3 separate regions of the Homo sapiens genome follow, and all the other regions are linked to region 3. Evidence: chromatin loops called from intact Hi-C (ENCODE). Cell type or tissue: PC-3. All regions are shown on one strand.

Region 1 (2,500 bases), 110 kb after region 3:
TGTAATAGAAAAACAGTATTCACTGGGCACTTAGGTTTATATTATGATAGCAGATACTTGAGAACCTTCTTGGCATAGAGGCATTCTGTGGGTTTCATGGTGGCCCATGAGTTAATTGGCAGCTGGAGTGTGAAGTAATTGAAATAATTGACCCCTGAGATAATGGGTGTATAGGCACTGGGGTTCCTAACTATCGAGGAGGAGACTGGGGTTCCTAACTACCGAGGAGGAGACTGGGGTTCCTAACTACCGAGGAGGAGACTGGGGTTCCTAACTACCGAGCATGCTTCTATGGGATGTCATTGAGGTGTTTCCTGTTTCCGTGAACAGTGTCTAGTTTTTTCTTTTTTGACCCTCTATTTTCATCACTTCTAAGATGAGACCTTGGTTGTGGGCAGAGGGTGTGTGATATATTCTTTTAAACGTCGGGTCTGCTTCCCTCTGTTTGAACTCAAGTTGGACAGACAAATCCCTTCATGGATGGAAGCTGGCTGGTGCTCTGCGGTTTCTGAGATCAGTGCACAAGGCCAAACCCAGTTTGTCAATAACAGCTTCTTCCTCATTGTTTTATGTTTCTAATGAAACAGCTCCTATTTTGTAGTACACAAAGGGGAAATGTGAGGCTGGAAAGCAACATAGGATTCTTCATTCCAGACAGCAGCCAGTGGGCCCGCTCATGAAAAGTTGATGGTTGTGCTTAATGAGAGAAGAAAAAAGGCATCTAATAGCTAAAGTTTGCCTTAACATAATAATTACTTCCCATGTAGCAGTTCCATTTTTCTAATACTTGAATGTCTTATTGTATAAGAAAGCAAGGTACTTATTTATTTTTACAACCTTACATCTAGTTTCTGTGAACGTTTTCATTGTATAAATTTGTTTCTTTCTCAAAATAGATAAAAGACACCAACCATCTTTTTTAATCTACTGAAGCACATGAATAGTGCTTATGTCCATTTTAGGATACTTTTTTGTAAGCCATGATATAGGTCTTCCCCACCAATGGTGGCAGCTTCTTTAGAGGCAATTTACAAAAACACGAACACCCCTACCTCCCACCTATGGTTTTTGCTTTCTATAAAAATGTTGAATATGTCATAGCTAAGAGGAATGAAATGTCCTCCTGCAGAGAATAAGAATCTCTTATTAAAAGTAGCCCAGAAGTTTACTGTTGGTGCTTAGAAAATAATTGAAGGATGTGGAAGAAGAATTACAAAGACATGCACACACATGCACGTGCACACATGCAAACACACACACACACACACACACACACACACACACACACACATTTATGAGTCACTGACTGGCAATCATAATAAATTATTTCCCCAGAATCAATTGTAAGCCTGCAGACTCCAGAGAGGTTGGCTTACCCGGCCTGGAGCAGTGCTGGGTGGAGTTGTTTACTCTCCTGTGGCAGCCTTAGGGCTCTTGAGGTATATGTGCGCTCTTAGTCCTCTGTTATCTTCTGTCACCGGGAGACAGGCAACATGTGCACCAGAAACTGCTGCCATGCCTGTCGCCCTGTATAATGTGCAGTTTTTGCTGACTTTTCTCTGAAACCGTAAGAAAAGATCTAGTGACTAGCTGAGTCACTTGAACTATGTGAGTTAAGTCACTTGAACTACACGAGTTAACTGAGCAAACTTGCAGCTACCCAGGAATTTGATTTTGTATGGTGAAATTCTTAGCCTTGATTCTGTGTTTTTTTTTTTTTAAATTTTTTTATTTTTTTGAGACGAAGTTTTGCTCTGTCGCCCAAGCTGGAGTGCAGTGGCATGATCTCGGCTCACTGCAACCTCCGCCTCCCAAGCTCAAGCGATTCTCCTGCCTCAGCCTCCCAAGTAGCTGAGATTACAGGCATGTGCCACCATGCCCAGCTAATTTTTTGTATTTTTAGTAGAGATGGGGTTTCACCATGTTAGCCAGGTTGGTCTCGATCTCCTGACCTCATGATCTGCCTGCCTTGGCCTCCCAAAGTGCTGGGATTGCAGGCATGAGCCACTGTGCCCAGCTAGTTTGTTTGTTTTGTTTTTTTAATTTATTTTTTAGAGCAGTTTTAGGTTCCCAGCAAAACTGAGCAGAAGATACAGAGATTTCCCATGTACCTCATTTCTCTGTGCCTGCACAGCATCCCCACTGTCATCATCCCTCACCAGAGTGGTCCATTCATTGCAGTTGATTAAGCTGCATTGACATTATTATCACCCAAAGTCCACAGTTTATGGAAGAGTTCATTCTTGGTGTATCTTCTGTGAGTTGTGACAAATGTATCATCATATACAGCTACTATTCTAGTATCATGCAAGGTATATTTTCACTGCCCTAAAGATCTTCTATGCTCCACCAATAGAAGATCCCTTTTTCTTCCAACCCTTAGCATCCATTGATCCTTCTATTGTCTCCATGGTTTTGCCTTTTTCAGGATGTCATGTATTTGGAATCCTGCAGCATGTAACCTTTTCAGATTGGCTTCTTACACTTAGCAATATGCATT
Region 2 (2,500 bases), 84 kb after region 3:
AAAAGTCCCACTTACTGACTGGCAGAGGGCTTTCCAAGGAAATCACAGGCCCCAAGGAAAAGTGGAGTGTTAATTTGCTTCATGGGGTGAAACTGCTTTCTGAAAGCATGGTTTGGGCCTCCAGTTTGTAATAAAATCACAGCCAGCCCTTATTGTTCACACTGGAAAATTTATTCTTGTTTGTGTACCACTAATGACTAGCTTTCAGAATGCTTACTTTCTTCTCATAATTGTCCACTAATTTACTGTCCTTCTGATGGGAAGAATAACAATGTATTTGAAGTTCCTTGGGCTACTGGGTTTATTGTTTTTGATACTTTTAGATATTTCAAACATGGACCTTTTACGTGCTTTATGTTGCGCAATATTCATATTTATTAGGGCTATTTAATAGCGATGCAAATGAGTTCAGTGCAGCTGTGCCGGACAATAGTCATGGAAATGAATTCATCTTGTTGCTTTTTTCTTTTCTTGGGTCATTCTGATCTTTTCATACTTTTCTTAATGGAACAAGCACGTTTCTTCAGGAAAGGTGGCCTCATGTTTTCATTTGTCTGCAGGACAAATAATTTGAGTTTCATTTCTTCCTGTGGCTCATGATCCAAATTGGTCAGAATAAAGTTGGTTGCATCAGAAATATTGCAGAAGTTTAGTCTCTGCTCTCCAGAGGTTGGCTGAGAAAGCTTCACTCTGGGTAGCTGTCGCTTCCCCTCTGCGCTCCAGCAAAGTCCATGCTCATCAGTGACACACATGCCCTTCCCCTCCATTGTATTACTCTTAAATTCCTTCTGAAACTAAGAATTTAGCACTAAATGGAATTGATTCCTGAGTTGGACACATTAGTAGTTCAACCCTGGTTGCCAGCTCTGTCCCTCTTCCGCACATCATTTGCAGCTTTTAATCTTCACTGAAAGCCAATAATTAAGTATAGCAGAATTATGTCTGAAGCAAGGCCAAATTGGCACTGGGTAAACCTGAGGACCCGTCCCATGGAAAACCAGTAATAATTTCCCCCCGCATCCTAATTCTTTTTTCATTTCAAATCAGCATTTCCAAAGCACTTTCAAGACCGTTCCCTTTTTTTATCCTTAGGCTGAAACATGCCCTGAAAGGAAGGGGAGAATGTTTTAGTGACTCATATTCAAGAAAGAGAACATTGCCAAAAATTTGCAACAACAAGGTAAATTTATTACTCATGCAAGTAAGAAGCAGAGCTCTCTTCAGTGGCAGCTTTCCTCAGCAAAGCTGGGAGCCGATCTTGTTTAGGATCTTGGGAAGCGTGAAGTTCGAGGCTGGTCAGGCTTTGAGAGGTGGGAGTGAGAGGTCATTAGCAGGGTCCTTGGATGAGTGCCTTGTTGATCAGCTGTTGACAAAAGCATGGGGATGTCAGAAGCCCGTGTACTGGTTCTGAGCTGTCATTGATTCTTAAACTGGTAGTTTCTTGTTACCATGACTACAGATCATTCCCCCACCTTTACTTCCCCCAAGCACACTCTTCCTCCACATACGCTTTTTGATGTTTTCTCAGACAAAGCTTCAGGAGAGACCCTCAGGGAGAATCTTCCCTGTGGTGATTAATCTTCCTCCCTGATAATATTTTATTTTCAGGGGGTCTGATTTTCATTTGCATTAAATATGTGAGAAAACTACGGCTTAGGGAGGTCATGGGGCTTTTCTAAGTTCCTGTATTTGGCCAGTTGGAGAACCTAGGCCTTGTCACTTCTTGAGATCTTAAGAGTCTTGATGCCAGGGACTGGGCCTTATTCTTGTGAGTTTCTTTGGTATTTTGCATGTAGTAGGTCTGTAGTTGCTGTTTGTTGATTGAATAAGTGATACCACCAGTGCACTGAGCAGGTCAGATTTTGTTTCTAAGTCAGCACAGGACCCATCAGTACTGATAAAGCCCCAAAACCCCCACCTTTGCAGTCAGCCTATTGTGTATTTGGTTGGAGCAAAAGTAATTGTGGTTTTTGCTATTTTTTTAATGGGAAAAACTGCAATTACTTTTGTACCAACCTAAGACCTTTCAGTAAGTGAGAGGGCAGCTTGTGAAGCCAGGCTCTTTGTGAGGTGTGAGCTACTGAAGGTTAAGTGTCCAAAACTAGACTCTGATGTGTGCAGTTAGCCGGGGGGAAGGAGGTAGTTCAGAAAACCAGAAGGTGGCAGCTAGAATTAATAATCCCTGCCTCCTAGTTTGGATATACCCTCACTGCCTTTTTTTAAAAGCAAGAACTCTAGAGATTAAGTGTTCCAATAGCTGGGATGCTTTTGGAAGGCCGTGTATACCTCAGTGTATGTGTTCCCAGTAGTGTGTGCCCTGGAGGAAACCCCAGGGCCCAGAGCTTCCCTGCAGCCCCGGCCCCAGCTCTGGCCCCGGCCCTGGCCCTGGTCCTGGCCCTGGAGGCATCTTCTAATGAAATTACCTCCACTGAAGTTTCCTATAAACATAGTCAAGAGCAGCCTCTCTCCCTGCTGAGCTATTGCAGATCCCTCCCACTTC
Region 3 (2,500 bases):
TTTTGGTTGAAGTGTATGTCTAACACATATATGTAATTGAAAAAAGGAGGGAATATTTTAATAGCTTTTTCACGTAACTGGAGATATTCTTTGATACTTTTGATAGTGGTCGTTGGCAAGTAAGTTTCTCAAAGGTTGGTTGCAAGGTAGAGAATGAAACCGTGTCTGTGTTTCATATTGGTCCATCTTATGTGTTGAATGGCTCTTTTATGTGTTGGTGTGACCGCATTCTTTAGTTTGGAAAACACTATTTCATTGAGTTCTGCAGGTTCTTCTAAATGTTGACACATTTCATTATTCAACATCAAAAAAGTCACAATTATTAGTATCACCATCAGTCTCATCAAAGAGCCTTTAAGTATTATTAGGAAGCCGTCAAGCTGACGGTAGATGCACATTTTCTAAGATTGTGTTTTTCACTTGGAAAACTTTATTGTATTTCAAAAAAGTATCTGCCAAATATCCAAGTCTAAGCAACCATATTGTAGTTGTTCTTTTGAGTCAAAGTGGTGTTTCATGGAGAGAGTGGCTGCTCAGCTCAAGACAGCCCTCATCCCTGGAGTGTAGCCAAATGCTTTATGTGTCAGAATATTTACTCAGAATTCTGAACCTTTTTTTTTTTTTTTTTTTGAGACAAAGTCTTGCTCTGTGCCCAGGCTGGAGTGCAGTGGCCCAGTCTTAGCTCACTGCAACCTCCACCTCCTGGGTTCAAGCGATTCTACTGCCTCAGACTTATGAGTAGCTGGGATTACAGGCACACGCCACCACGCCCGGCTAATTTTTATAGTTTTAGTAGAGATGGGGTTTCACCATGTTTGCCAGGCTGGTCTCCAACTCCTGGCCTCATGTGATCCACCTGCCTTGGCCTCGTAAAGTGCTGTGATTATAGGTGTGAGCCACCATGCCTGGCCCAGAATCAATAATTGTTAATGCTTCATCGAGACTTTCTTAAATGAAACTGGCATAAAAGACAACAAAAAGCCCCTGGGATTTCATGGTGGGAAGAACATAATTCCTGCTAGTACCGCCTGGCACTGTCACCTTGACTCAGGCTAAGGTTCCTGCTGTCACACCACCATTGCTCTTGCACCATCAGTGCAAACGTCAACACAAGGAAAAAGGCAAATAGTGGCTCAGTATTATCATTAAAGTGGTTTGATCATGAGGACCCTTAAGGGTTTGTGGAGCATACTTTGAGGCACACTTTGATTTAAGAGGTTAGAAACATCACATTAAAATTCATACTAATAAAGTGAAATTGTGCCAATTGCCCAAAACAGTGCATCAATCCAAAACTCTTATTTGTCTTGGAGAAATGCATTCAAAACATAGTCAACACCACTATCTCATTTTGTCTCTGTGTTGTGTTAAGATGGGTTTGCATACTTTCAGCCTCTTAGAGCAGGCAGTTGGAACATTATCCAGCAGCAGGTTGAACAGCAGAGGGGGAGGGCAGCTGGAAGTTAGGCTAATCTAACAAATGAGTCATCCACATGTGGATAATGGAGTTGTAAAATTACTCTCAGCTTTAGTCAGCAGCAACCAAACTATACGGTTAAAAATTACAGGTCTCCAAAATAGAGACTTCCTGAGAACTTTTAGTATAGCATTTAACTGAGAATGTATCAAGGGTTTGGTTGAGGATTTTTTCATAAAACCTTTCTGTTCTGGAAGGCAAGTTTGTTATTAAGAGCTTCAGTAATTTCTCTTACGAAGTGTTCAAAATGCACCAGAACCTGAACACAATGTGAGCAGCTGAGTGTTCATCTTAGCTGCGTCCATCAAGTGAACGGTTTGCTCTCTTCCTGTCCATAATTTGAGAGTCAGCCTAATGGTGAGTGGACAGTCATCTAATAAAATATTTCATACCTGTGGCAGCAGGTATAAAGCAAATAGTTTATTTTTGCTTTCCATGTAAAGTTTGGCAGTAAAGTTTTTGTCTTGAGATTTTTGTTTTATAAGAGAAATTAAAATTCCTTCTGGGCTTTTGCTGTTCTCCCCTGAGGATGAATATGCTGCCTGCCTACCCTGCTACCCCCCGCATTTGGCAAGGTTGCACATGTCTTAGGGATGGAAAACCAGTAGCCAACACTAAACCAGGCCTGCTGTGTAGACCTGGCTTGGTGAGTATGGAGCTGTTCCGCAGTAGAGGTTTGCAAAGAAACCATCACACCCTTGTTTCCTCTCTCCTTCTGGCTTTTCATTTTTCTTCTGGCCTTTTGCATGGAAGAAATAAGTCATCCCTTTTGAACAGTTTGGGTATGGAGTGTTTGCCCATGCGGTAGACTCTGGCAGGACAGAGAGGGTTTTCCCGGGCCTTTAGTTGTCCAGGTCCTGTATTCTCACATCTCCTCTGGGCTGCTGACTGCGCACAAACACAAAATTCATTCCTCCAATAGAACAGTGTTTGGCCTGGCTCCCAAAAACTGCTCTCCTCACTTGCACGGCTTTGATTGAGTGTTAGGTGTCTCTTTGGCTGCCTCCAGTGTCTCTTATTTTT

What was found. Peaks named below come from ENCODE experiments on the same cell type or tissue, not always from the same donor. Only the 100,000 strongest peaks of a DNase experiment are listed, where the experiment ranks them.
Region 1: a loop joins it to region 3, with 4 times the contacts of the local background. A loop is called at or near these places in 2 of 110 quality-filtered maps.
Region 2: a loop joins it to region 3, with 2.0 times the contacts of the local background. A loop is called at or near these places in 4 of 110 quality-filtered maps.

Annotation. Positions count from the first base shown.
Region 1 is chr17:66,461,676-66,464,175 of GRCh38, forward strand. All of the region lies in intron 2 of PRKCA (protein kinase C alpha), which reads left to right. Among named protein-coding and RNA genes, the nearest start is that of PRKCA-AS1, 46 kb to the left of the region's middle. RefSeq lists a silencer at 1,376-1,670. In PC-3, no CTCF peak of the experiment used is centred here; a DNase peak (open chromatin) is centred at 1,436; H3K27ac peaks cover 1,363 bases.
Region 2 is chr17:66,430,915-66,433,414 of GRCh38, forward strand. The region is part of intron 2 of PRKCA (protein kinase C alpha); the gene reads left to right. Among named protein-coding and RNA genes, the nearest start is that of PRKCA-AS1, 15 kb to the left of the region's middle. In PC-3, no CTCF peak of the experiment used is centred here; a DNase peak (open chromatin) is centred at 1,157; H3K4me3 peaks cover 841 bases; H3K27ac peaks cover 1,305 bases.
Region 3 is chr17:66,347,331-66,349,830 of GRCh38, forward strand. The region is part of intron 2 of PRKCA (protein kinase C alpha); the gene reads left to right. Among named protein-coding and RNA genes, the nearest start is that of PRKCA, 46 kb to the left of the region's middle. RefSeq lists an enhancer at 1,261-1,555. In PC-3, no CTCF peak of the experiment used is centred here; DNase peaks (open chromatin) are centred at 551 and 1,461; H3K4me3 peaks cover 1,687 bases; H3K27ac peaks cover 2,290 bases.